Regions from separate parts of the Homo sapiens genome. Here region 1 is linked to region 2. Evidence: chromatin contacts called from ENCODE Hi-C or POLR2A ChIA-PET data. All regions are on one chromosome and are shown on one strand. Each heading gives the region's core, a stretch centred on a gene start or an enhancer-like site at or near the end of the contact. The rest is flanking DNA. Distances are from core to core; before and after follow the strand shown.

Region 1 (6,217 bases), core at 1,666-4,165, 150 kb before region 2:
CAAAGGAAAGAAAAGCTCATTCTAAATCCCCAGTATTTTTATCCTTGGTGATGACTAATTGTACTTTCCACTGAAGTTTTAATCTGTTAATAATTTATGTAGCTGACACAAACACTTATATTTGCTTGTTTTTCCAGTACCCTCATTATCAGCTTCAAAATGTAGAAATGAATTTAATTTTGTTAAATGGTTATTTCCCACTAAGTTGGGGGGGAGAGATAAATTAGTTTTGTTAAATTATTCCATTTTTTAAAAAAATTATTAAAATAAATTAAGGGAATCAGTTATTGAATTCCGTTTTCTCAGTTTTCCCCAAACAAAATAACATGTGCTTGTATGAAAATTGTTTGCCCTGAGAAACTTAAGGGCAATGGCTCAGTTCAGGAAGCATGAAGAACAATCTATCATGTAGGTTTCTCATTGCAAGAAATAAAATGAACCGTAAGAGCTTATGGGAATTGCAAGAGTACGCTCATCAACCCGAACTGGGATCTGCTTCCAAAGTTACACTGATATCAAATGTTCAGTTTATGAAATTGTCACTGCATTCTAAAATCGACTGTTTTTCTAATAAAAATTGAAACCTTTTTGCTATGATTAACCTTTCAACTCACTATCTAAAGAGAGTTTCACTTATAGTTAGGAAAATACATTAAATATCAGTGACACTACTGGTAATTTTCTTATAAAAACTAATTTGTGATGGAACATTAAAAGTTCACCCCCTGACCTTGGAAAATAAAAGTTAGCTTTTGAGACCGTGAGAGAAGAATCCATCCTATAGTAACGCTGAAGAACAATTGATATTGCTGTGAATGGTGAAGGAATATTAAATATGCGGCCAATCATTTTCATTTATGTGGCATCTTACCTAAAGCTTTACACACGATCAACATTTTTCCAATCCTTCAAACCAACATATGGGATTACCTTCTAGGACTATTATTAACCCAATTCCACAGAGGAAGAAAAATATGCAAATATTATATTAAACAAATGACACCTTCCAAAAGTATTTAATCCAGGTTGCACTATACCCACGAAAGAAAACTCACAAGTCTCTTAATTTTAAAGTATCTTTTAACAATTTTATAAAAATACAGGTAGGTAAGAGCTTTGAAAACTTGTCTGGAAACTTTGAGTTTCTCTGGATTGCTACAATTTATTCGGCACGTTGTGCCTTCAAGCACCAGAGGTCAGGAAGGTTCCCCTTTTGCATGGCTGCTCAAATTATCCCCACTGAAATCAGCGCCTCCTGCGCGCACCCTTGCATACCCCTTTAGACACGTATCTAACTAACAGTACCCGAGTTGCTGTTGCTTCGCAGTATTTGTCTCTACTAATACCCACTTGGTAGAGGGATTTATTTTCCACTTTTGAAACTTAGGTTCTGTAATTAGCTTACACCACATGGACATGTACTATTAAGGTTCGTCTTTCTTCCAGTGTGAGCATCTATTTATTTACAATTCTCTGACACATTCCTTAAAATCTGAATTCCTAGATAATGTCTTCTTCCCCAATAAAGGGAAAATTTTACCATTTGAAATAGGGTGCTATTTAAAGAACGCTGAAATAAGAATGTTAAAAAAAAAAAACTGAAACTTTTTTTTCTCATGCGCTCTGCCAAGTTCCATTGCAAGTTCCAAACATTGTGCAATAATTTGGAAATCCAGTTAACGATGGGAAAAATCGAGCCACTCAGAGTCGGCAACTTGCAAGAGAAAAGTCAAGAAGCGGCACCCGCACGCACGCCTGCCCAACGGACGCTGCATCCCTGGGCGCACGCCCCTCCCTCCCCAGCGCTGGGATGGAAGGTCACGCTTCACAATCGATTTCACAGCCACTTGTCCTTTTTTATCAACCTTCTGGTAAACTAGTTTAGGACTTTGGAGGGCTTAGAGCTGCTGGCTGTATACGCATTGCTCTCGAATAAACACGTGTCCCCAAATATCAGGACCAAAGCTTCACCGCCGAATTTGGCCGCAGGAAGCCACAGAGGGCAACACATTCCCATCTTCCCTGCTGCCACCCTCCAGTGCGAGAATCTCCCCTAGTATCTCTCCGCCCCTTTTCCAGCCCGGCGCGCACTCTCGAGGGTGCCTGGCGCGCCCTTACCTGAGCTGTCGCTTTTCCTCTTGCCGCCGCTTCGCTTCTCCGCCTCCGCAGGTGACAGTGCCTGGCGGCCGTAGTCCCCCGGCGCGCACGCGGCCCCAGTCGGGGTGCTGGAGCCCAAGCTGGAAGAGTTGGAGCACAGGACGGGCGGGCTGCTCCCCAACTCTGGGGGCCCTCCAGAGTCGGGCTGGAGGCAGAGGCTGTGCCGAGCCGCACTCGGTGGGGAAGACATCTGCGGGAGGTGCCAGTTGGTTTGCAGAGCCTGGTGCTGCTGCTGCTGATGGTGGTGATGGTGGTGGTGGTGGTGGTGGTGGTGGTGCCCCCTGTGATGCTGGCTGGCAAACATGCCCTCTTCGTTGGGGTATCCCGCGATTATGCAAGATGAGGAAGAAGTAGAGAGCTCGGGGTAAGACATATGGTCAGATCTTCCATGGAGGGCGAGAGAGGATTGGGAGAACGGGTGCAAGCCTTGCGCCGTGGCGTGAGGGCTGCGCAGGCAGCCAAAGAGCGGGTGTTCCATAGCATGCAAGTTTCGGGTTCCAGGCAGAAGACTTCACGGCGGTTCCAAAGGCCACCACCCTCTGTCACTTTTTCACTGGAAACCGTGTGATTTTTTTTTTAACCTCCCAAAGCAATAGCGGTGCACTTCTGCAGAGCTCGGATAATCCCGGTCCTGAGCCCCAGCGGCCAGTCTCCTTTACATATGAACAGTCGGACCTGGAAGAGCTTCCCTGAGCTACTCAGATGTCAAGAGTGGGAGAGGTTGAAGCCAAAAGAAGGTGGTCCCAGAGAACTGCTTTCAGGGGGAAATGGCTCTGAGAAGTTATAAATAGAGTGTAACGTGAGCTGGGGGCTGGCTTAGGAGCCCAGAGTTGACCACATGCAAACTCCCTCCAAAACTCCCGCTCAGCCTGCGCCACGCGCTCCCAGTTCCACTTCCTATCTCCTGCTGGACGGACGTAGAGCGTCCACGCCCGCCCAGCACTGCCGGCTGCCAGGACTACAAGCGGCACGCCAACGTCTAAGTCCCGCCCGGGAGGGCAGCAGCTCTGCCCTCCAGACTCTGGAGGCCTGGGCGCGGCGCACACCACCCCCAACCTAGCACCCTGATTCCTACCTACTCACTTTCCTCTCGGGGAAACGTGACTTGTCAGTGTCATTTGGGAACTGTCACCTGCAGAAAAGCTAGGGATACGCCTATCCTTTCAGGAACACGAAAGAAGTAATAGGGTTAAAGGAAAAGACCAGAGCTAGTTTGGCGCACCCTCGAAGTTTTTCAAACTTTGCATCTTCCCGTGCCCCGGGCGCCGCAGCGCGCCTAGGTTTTCGCAGCTGGTTTCTGTCGGTGGGTTGTTAATAGGCTGGGACGCCAGATCTGAGGTTGCGGGGATGAGCACCATGGCCTGGAAAAGGCGGTTCTCAGTGCAGAAAGAAGACGGACCTGGTTGGGTGGGTGGGAGGAAGGCGTGAGTCTGAAAGGGTTGCAGATGCCTGCTCCCTGGCATCCTCACGTGCGATGCCAGGTGGAGGCTCCCTTCCCCCTCTTTCCCGGTCCCGCTCAATTTCCTAGCCACTTGTCCACCAAGAAGAACTTTTCCTGGGTCAAGAATATTTCCAAGCGATTGTGTCCCGGTCATATGAGATGTGTAGATTGCACGCGCATTTCTAGCCTTTCCCCTCAGGAGCTAGCCCAGATCTCCTCGGTTTCCTCCAGAAATCCACTCTCTTCTGCTCAAAAATAAATCCGCTAATGCATTCCTTACCACCAGGGTTCCATTTACTGAGAATTCTTACATTTCGATAGCTCCCAAAATTCACTCACCGTGGGCACTTGGTTACAATTTTGCACCCCTGAAAATAAAATAGAAAACTCGCCTCTAGTAAGCATGCGAGAGCGAGGGCAGGGCTTTGAAGCTGCTACTTGCTTGGCGGGCGACAGGGTCCGCTGGGGGCAGAGTCGTTTACACACAAGTGAGTGGCGCTGTAATGAGCAGGAGGAACAGTCATGTCCCATCTGCGACCTGTCGCATCAGGAGAATATCTGTAGTCACCTATTCTGCCCGGGGCCCCAAATGCGCCACCAGCAGTGTCGCCCCGTTTTTTCATTGTCTCAGGTGTCCAGAGGATGATGACCAGGTCTTTGAAGTTGTTAGTGGGATTAATGGGTACAGCAAACTGGGCTAGACATCTGGTTTGAATTAGGAAAAAGCATTGATTAATCTTTGAGAGGTGTCCCCAAAGCAGAACCTTTCCCCTCCTCTTCCAGTCCCCTTGCTTAAGCCTCACTATCTTCTTTTCTTTTAAGTCACACTGCAGAATAGTGGCTTCGCAATAACATCCGTGTGAAAGATCGAATTGTTTTCTATTGCTCAGAGGTGGGGTGGAGTGGGGGTTGATCAGGAATTCTGAGATTTGTAAGCGCTGCTTTCTTTAACGGAAATTGAGCTCTATTTTGAGGGAAATTAGTTTTGCAGACTTCGTTTAAAAAAAAAAAAAAACTAAATCTTTTGTTCACCAGCTGCTCAGCTTTTCAGTCTGGGTCTGAGCTGAAACCTGCTGCAAGTCTGACGGTAAGACTTTCTTTGCCGATATTTTGGGAATCTAATATTGTTTTAGACTTCGAAAAGGGGTGTTGTTCAGGTTGCACGTTTCTAGGGGCTTTAAGCACTCGCAGGATGGCGTCCAGGACTTAGATCTTGAGAATATCTCTTCCTGCCACTCCCCACGCCCTTGGCTCTTTAAGAATAAAAAGAGGTGGGGGAGTTATAGTCCTCCAATATCGTCGGAATATTTTTTTGTATTTTCATTGTGTTTATGGTTTCAATATGTGCTCTGATATTAAAAGTTAAAGTACAAAGAGCAACACTAAACTTCCCCAACTCATGTAGCTTCTCTATGGATTCTGGGTGAAAGCATTAAAGGCTTTATTTAAAGTGAGATTTAGGCAACCACCTCAATAAACCTAACCAGAAATATTTACATAATATAATGCTGTCAACTAAAAGCATTGTGGAAAATGTCAGACAAGACAGACTAAAATTACTCATGATCTGCAGACATCAGTACAAAACATCCACAACGGTCCTTTTGGTTTGCATTACATTGGTTTAGAGGAAGCTAAGCAATTACTAAATGAATGGATTTGAATTTAACCAGTGTGTTGCAGGTAACCAGCAACAAGCACACACAAACCTTTCATCTCCCGAGGCTGCCACTTCTTCTTAAACCTGCCCAGTGACTGTGCTGGATTTTTTCTCACTCACTGTGTCAGATGTTAACAACCTGTCCAGAAGTTTCTCTACAACCTGCCCCAGTCAGTCAGCCTCTAGAACTGTGGGGCCAGAAACCTGGGAAGAAAAATTTAAGAAAGGTTAGAAAAGGAGGAAGTCATTCCAAAGGCATGCAATGAAAACAAAGCTAGCAAGAAAGGTCTTTTTAATTGAAGACACAGAACATTTAATATCAGCAAAAATTATGATGTCCAGTTTTCTTATAGAAAACAGAATATAAGGAAAATATTTGGAAGGAAAAAATGAAGGACTAAAAAGGACGTCTTGGTGAATTCCAGAATTAAATATAACTTTAATTTTCTCTGGATTTCTAAATATGTATTAATCATTACATAAAGATTTTTAAATTTTATTAGAATATTTGGAATAAGATAGAATATTGAATTTTATGTTCTAGGTTATAGAGAAATTTTTAAAATGTAGTAACAACGGGAAAAAAATCCCTAGCATTTCCTATAATAGCTACTTCAGTGTTCACATCCATAAAATCCAATATTGAAAAGATGCCTTTTTACCTAATGATATCAAGAAGAATGGTAAAAATTATAAAATTTATTATAAAATTTCTATATAACAATCATTTACAACTATGTATGATATAGTATTTATCCTACATTTATAATATACTTGAGTTTTCCTGAAGATAAGTTATATTAATGCCAACATTTCATGTAAGGTTTCAATATCAAGTAACACATTATAAAGAGGTTGATTCTGTGAAAAGGTAAGCTACTTAGCTCTTGCAGGGTCCACAGCTATAATTATTTTAAACGTAGGCTAGGTTCTTTAAACTTGATAAGTGTGTATATCTA
Region 2 (5,563 bases), core at 384-2,883:
TTGTTTTCCCTGAAGCACACTTCATGTTTTATCTATTACACTTATGCAACAGAGGTTCTTTTTCCACTTTCATGTATCTTTATTATGATTCTTTCTATTCAGCTGTTCAGTAAAAACCATAATAGATGAAATCATTCACACTCACACACACACACACACACACACAGAGAACTTATTTTGCTTTTTTGTTTTTTACTGAGGATATCTATGAAATTTTTATCTGTGCTTAGGAAATCAATGCAACTTTTTAAAACCCCTGGGCTTCAACAACTTAGCAATAAACTACATGACATCAGTTGTTCAGATTCCTCAAATATATATATTTTCAAATAGCATTGTCTCCATGCAAACTGGAATCAGTTGTACTATAGCAAAAGAAGCCTGTAGTCTGGGAGACAAAAGGTGCTGTGTAAACAGCATGCCTCCTTTTTCTGGACCCTTCGATTTGGCTGAATTTGATACACCTGATGTGAAAATGATTGTGATATAGCTAGTGAGCTGATGTCGACAGGCTCTAATTTGCCCAATAGGCCTTCTTTTTCCTCAAATACATATTTAGAGTCAATGACAATTAAATCTAGAGATGGAAACTTTGGCTTTTGGCCTGGGCTCTCACTTGAATGTGTTGGCCAATATTTCTATTGAGTGTTTTATGATGTGGTTGATCAAATTGTGGGGTATGACTACAGGCCCTACCACTGATTCTGAAACTGGCAAGCTGAGAGTCACCTGAAGTTAGCTATCAGAGTCAGATAAACTGAAATTTAAGAATGCATGGAGGAAGACTGGTTATCAAAGAAATAATACTTAATTCTAGAATCTAGATTTCATGGGGTTTAATATGCCTCCCAAGAAGTTTTATGATTTGGAAACCTGCATGAACTAAATACATATCACAAAATCCCTTACTTGGAATATAAGTAAAGACATTCCATTTTTATTCCTAGGAAATAAAAGTCATCCCACTTCCTCTAAAGGTATTATTTCAGTTCAGATGCTTCTGACTGCAAGTAACAGATTTTCAAAACAAAAGTGGCTTTTAAAAAGAAAATTATCAATATGGCTCACATAAGAAATTCAGAGGTTTTCCTTTCCAGGTGGGTTAATTGAGCAACTCAAGTTTGCAGGGTCCTGGATCAGCACCTCTGCCATTTTCTTTCCCTCACAATTGCGAGGTATTTATAAAATTTATACCACCAGGGGAAAAACTATGAGAAAAACAAAATATTCAAAATGTGATTTTTTTAAAAAAATGGAGAGAACACTATTAATACTATATTTGATGTGCTAAAATAATTTTAATTATTTTCGAATTCAAACCTGCTTTCTCTCACTTGAAATTGTTGCATAACTCAAAAGCACTATTATAATTCAACCCAAATGGTACGGTACTTCAATGAGCTGGTGAAATTGATTCAGGACATTAAAGAGATGTCGGCAAAGTTATAAATCGCTACTCTAATCGGGAGTGAAGAGGTTAATTCAAGATTCCACTAAAAACAGACTGGCAGAAATGTTTCCAGGGACATGCGTATTTTTTTTTTCTTTTCTCTCTCTCTCTTTTTTTTACTCAGTAGGGGTTTGGAGAAGAGGTTTGGAAGGGAAGGAGAGGGCTGGTTCCAGGCCCCTTGCATTCCCCAGAGCCCCGTTAAGGAAGGGGGAGGGCTTCCTGCCCAGGCAGCCATCTGTAACATTCTATGAACAGCAGGAACCCGCGCTGCTCCAGTCCGTAAACCCGGGTGAGGATTCTGTCTGCATTCAAAGAAAAAACCAGAGGAGTTTTCCCTCTTATTTCTGCGTTCTATCTTTTTTTTCCCCACTATTATCTCTTGCGGGTGAGCAATGTAGTTGGGAGTCTCGGAAGTTGCTTGTATAAACAAACTATCATCTCAACGATATCAGAACAGTACTATTGAGAACTGGCCCAACTGGTACCAAAATGCCGGGCCTGCCTTCTGGAATGTGCTGGCAGCAAGCTGGGAATGTCATCATCCCCGCTAATGTCACACCGTGGAACGCTTTCTGGGATCAGTGGACGTGTGTCTGATGTTCCCTTAAGTTAACTGCTTTCTAGGCTTGACTCAATTAGAGCTGGCTTTTTGGAAAGTGGTGTCATTTAAAACCTATTTTATGAAAGTTATTTTTGTGCCTATAATTTTGGGGCTCACACGTCTGTTATTTCCTCCAGTTCTTGGCTTGCACAATATGCTGCCTATGGAAAGTAGTAAAGAGTGACAATGGAAAAAATAACAAGCACTTGTTTTTTTTACTTCCAACATCTGGAGAAAACACATTTAAGGAAATGTTAACAAATAGGTACAGGGATTGATAACATTAAAAAATATATATACTTCCTTATAGAGGGAAAAACAATCAGAATAGATAGAATCTTTTAGATCAATTTTACACAAAGAATACCAAAAAATTTAACAACAAAAATGATCTCATTCAAGAGGATTCAGTTCACATCCTTTCCTAGGGTCAACCAAATGACTAATGTCAAATCCCCAAAGCACATAGGTAAAAAAATCTTTTCTCCAAAAAGAACAAAGACATAGAATTTCAATTTCGAAAAATTTCCTATTTTCTACTTTTCAATAAAGTTTTACTGTTACATTTAACTTCCCAGCAGCACAGTAGAGAAGTAAACACATTCTCATGTAGAATATGAAACTTAAAAATAAAAAAGAAAAATTCAAGAAGCAATTCAATGCAGAGATAAATATTAGAACGAACAATGCAGCAATAGTTTTATTGGAAAAAAAAGCACAAATGTGAATGTACTCTGTTCTTACACACCGAAATAACTTAAAGACAAAATATGCTTCAAGGGAAAATAAATCATAATGAATACCTACTACTGTATTACCAAAAGAGTGGTGGATACATTTCAGCCCAGTTTTTCTACTTTCATTTACTCACATTTTTATACCTTAAAGTAAGCATTGGTAAATATTCCACACGGGCCTAAGTTTTTTCCTTTTTTAACTCAGTTTTACACTATCAGTATAGGCTAATTTATAAAGTCATTGCATCAAAATTTGAAGACACGAAGTACCAAATATAGTTTTTTTTCCTGGAATTTCTCAGTGTTCAGATGAGAAAAAAATCCAAGCCAGTATTTGGAAATAAATAAAAAATCTTGATAAAATACTTTAAGAAACATATCAAAAATTGAAAAATCAGGTTTGTAGAAAGTTTTAAAGTTTTAGAAAATAAATGGATTGTTCCCAGGTGCATGGGGATGTGGCCAGTGCTTATGGCCACGTAAGTGCTCTTGATGGAGTATGGGGGAGATACTTCCTGAGGTGACATTAATTTTCTTCTTGTATCCAGTCATCTTGGTGTCATGTTTGAGGTCAAGAATAGAGTTAACATCTCAGAAACTTCATTTCATTTTAATCTTGCAAAAGCAAAGGCAGTGCCATCAACAGGATCAAATACTTCCATATAATACCAGAAGAGCAAATTGTTAATTTACAATAACAAATAATTATTGTAAAAAGCAAGTTGCTCTCATCCACACAGCCAGCCTCTTCCTTACCTGCAGTCAAGTCACAAAGGAAACCAAATTATATTTCAACCAGTTTATTATTTTGCTGTGAGAACTTACTGTCCATGATGAGAATGGTCCAAATTCTATGACCCACATGATTTCTCCATGAGGGTACATATTCTTTCTTTAAACAACTTAATACATTGAAGAATGTTACAGTCCAGATAGGAGGGTCTGGGATCCATTTTGACTTTTTAAGGAAAATGTAAATATGTTAGATGATGTAGAATTCTAAAGCAAAAGTATCAGCAAACAATTTTATCCTTCATTGTTTACATTTTCTCAGGTGTTTTTTGTTTTACTTAATTGCTAAGTATTGACAGCAGAGTTTACTATATATATTGACTTTTTTCAATGACTGTTCAAGAGAAATGGTTATTGTGACAAACTCCAAATTAATGGAAGGAAGCCTCCATTTTGGAGGCTTGAAATTTATTACGGGATGTCTAAACTCAGTTAACCACATTAAACTGCCAATCTGGTTAATCTACAAAACTCTAGGTAAGAAAATTACCTCTATTTTTCTGGTAAGAAAATTCAACTTAGATAAGATTTTCTAGTCATTCGCCTGGTAAAGACAGAGAAGGCATTTGAATTAGACCTCTCTGACTGCTCAGTACGACCACCTGACTCTTCTCTATGTTGATTTATATTTCACTAAATAAAAATAATGCCTCCTAAATTAGAGATAAATAGAGAATAGGAACTATGGCATATGACTTACACATTCCCAGAAACTAGCACAGTGAAACAAATATCAAACACCCAGTATTTTCTGAAAGAAAGAAAGAAAAAATAAATGAATGAATGAATGGTATAAACTCAACAACATGTTCAACTGCTGCTTTGGAAAGCTGTAGGCTGAATATCAAATAAACTGACTTGTATTTCATTAAGCTGTTTCTTTTAAATTTATACTGATCATTTAAAATATATACACTTGTACTATTAAAATTCATACTCACAACTTCGGAATTTTCTTTTTATTTAGCTCTTTTTTCTTTGAATTGTCAAATGGAAGGGAAAAGGGTTTCATATCTACACAATAAAAAAATATATAATCAGAGAAAAATACATTGGTCCACACATATAAATTCCTTTTTGAACCCTATTCAACATTGCCCCCTCTCCCAATATTTGGTTTGTTACTTTAATATAATTTATAATCACCCAATTGTTCTTTTTATTCTGAAGGAGAACATAGTGATCTGTGGATGCTGGTAAATTACTTAAGTGAATCTAACATCTTTCAAGTTGAAATAACCTCTTTGATCCCAGAGATGCCTGAAAGGCCCATTCTTAGACATCATAGGAAATATTGCTGCGAAGCCTTAAGAAAATCAAGAATTATAAGAAAATTCAGGTTTAAAAAAAAAACAATATCACCAGTACCACCATAGTATGAATTATTCGTTAGCAACAAAATGTAATTTATTAACACTTAGGCATAAAGAGACAGCAGCAGCTAATTAGCATTGTTTCCTGTCCCACACTCTATGGATTCTACAAATTGATTTGTGAATTCTAGCCTCTGATCAAAGATGTATCTGTGGGCCATATGTTTATTTAGTCAGCAATCAATTAAAATATGTATTTTTAAAAAAATTTATTTAGCAAATATTATTGATCACACACTCTAGACTAGCCCTGAGTAGAAGAAATACAATAAATATGGTTGACATGGATATATTGAAATGTGTGTTTCTCTAAAGAAACAACTCTTAAATAGAAATAATTACTGTATATTATACATTTTTCTTTTAAAAGTGTATATAACTTAAATTTCCAAGATTGAATTAGAATGGCTAAAATATAGCCCTATAATTGATTGGAAAAGTTTTAACCATCATATCTTTCTATTAGAGTTTACAAAGAGTGGTGATCAAATTCATACATTTATGGTTAAATAGATCTTTCATGATTTTTGTTTTTATCCTGTTTAATAAGGTCAAGAATGATGTACTGCATACTATTATTTCTCTTATGCCTAATTTTATCTTTTGTGGC

What was found. Hi-C counts contacts between places; a loop is a spot of excess contacts on that map. ChIA-PET counts read pairs that join two places held with the same protein, here RNA polymerase II (POLR2A). Pooled maps may share reads with other maps.
Region 1: a map of heart left ventricle shows a loop between it and region 2 (8-fold over the local background). The contact joins the promoter of MEOX2 here to the enhancer-like site in region 2. A Hi-C loop is called at or near these places in 11 of 168 maps with a recorded cell type or tissue (Right ventricle myocardium inferior, cardiac septum, endothelial cell of umbilical vein and 3 more) and 12 of 50 pooled maps. POLR2A ChIA-PET finds 5 or more read pairs at or near these places in 1 of 52 experiments (H1).

Annotation. Positions count from the first base shown.
Region 1 is chr7:15,683,768-15,689,984 of GRCh38, forward strand. MEOX2 (mesenchyme homeobox 2) reads right to left here and starts at 2,916. Exons shown (of 3, transcript NM_005924.5): 1 at 2,119-2,916. The coding sequence starts at 2,635. LINC02587 (long intergenic non-protein coding RNA 2587) reads left to right here and starts at 4,611. Exons shown (of 2, transcript NR_110094.1): 1 at 4,611-4,685. RefSeq lists an enhancer at 1,280-2,112.
Region 2 is chr7:15,837,884-15,843,446 of GRCh38, forward strand. No RefSeq gene overlaps it. Among named protein-coding and RNA genes, the nearest start is that of LINC02587, 150 kb to the left of the region's middle. Within about 2 kb of position 1,634, at least 13 of the 41 ENCODE cell types and tissues checked have a DNase peak (open chromatin) inside an H3K27ac peak, as active enhancers do; they include endothelial cell of umbilical vein, heart left ventricle and heart right ventricle, where a contact is called at or near this core.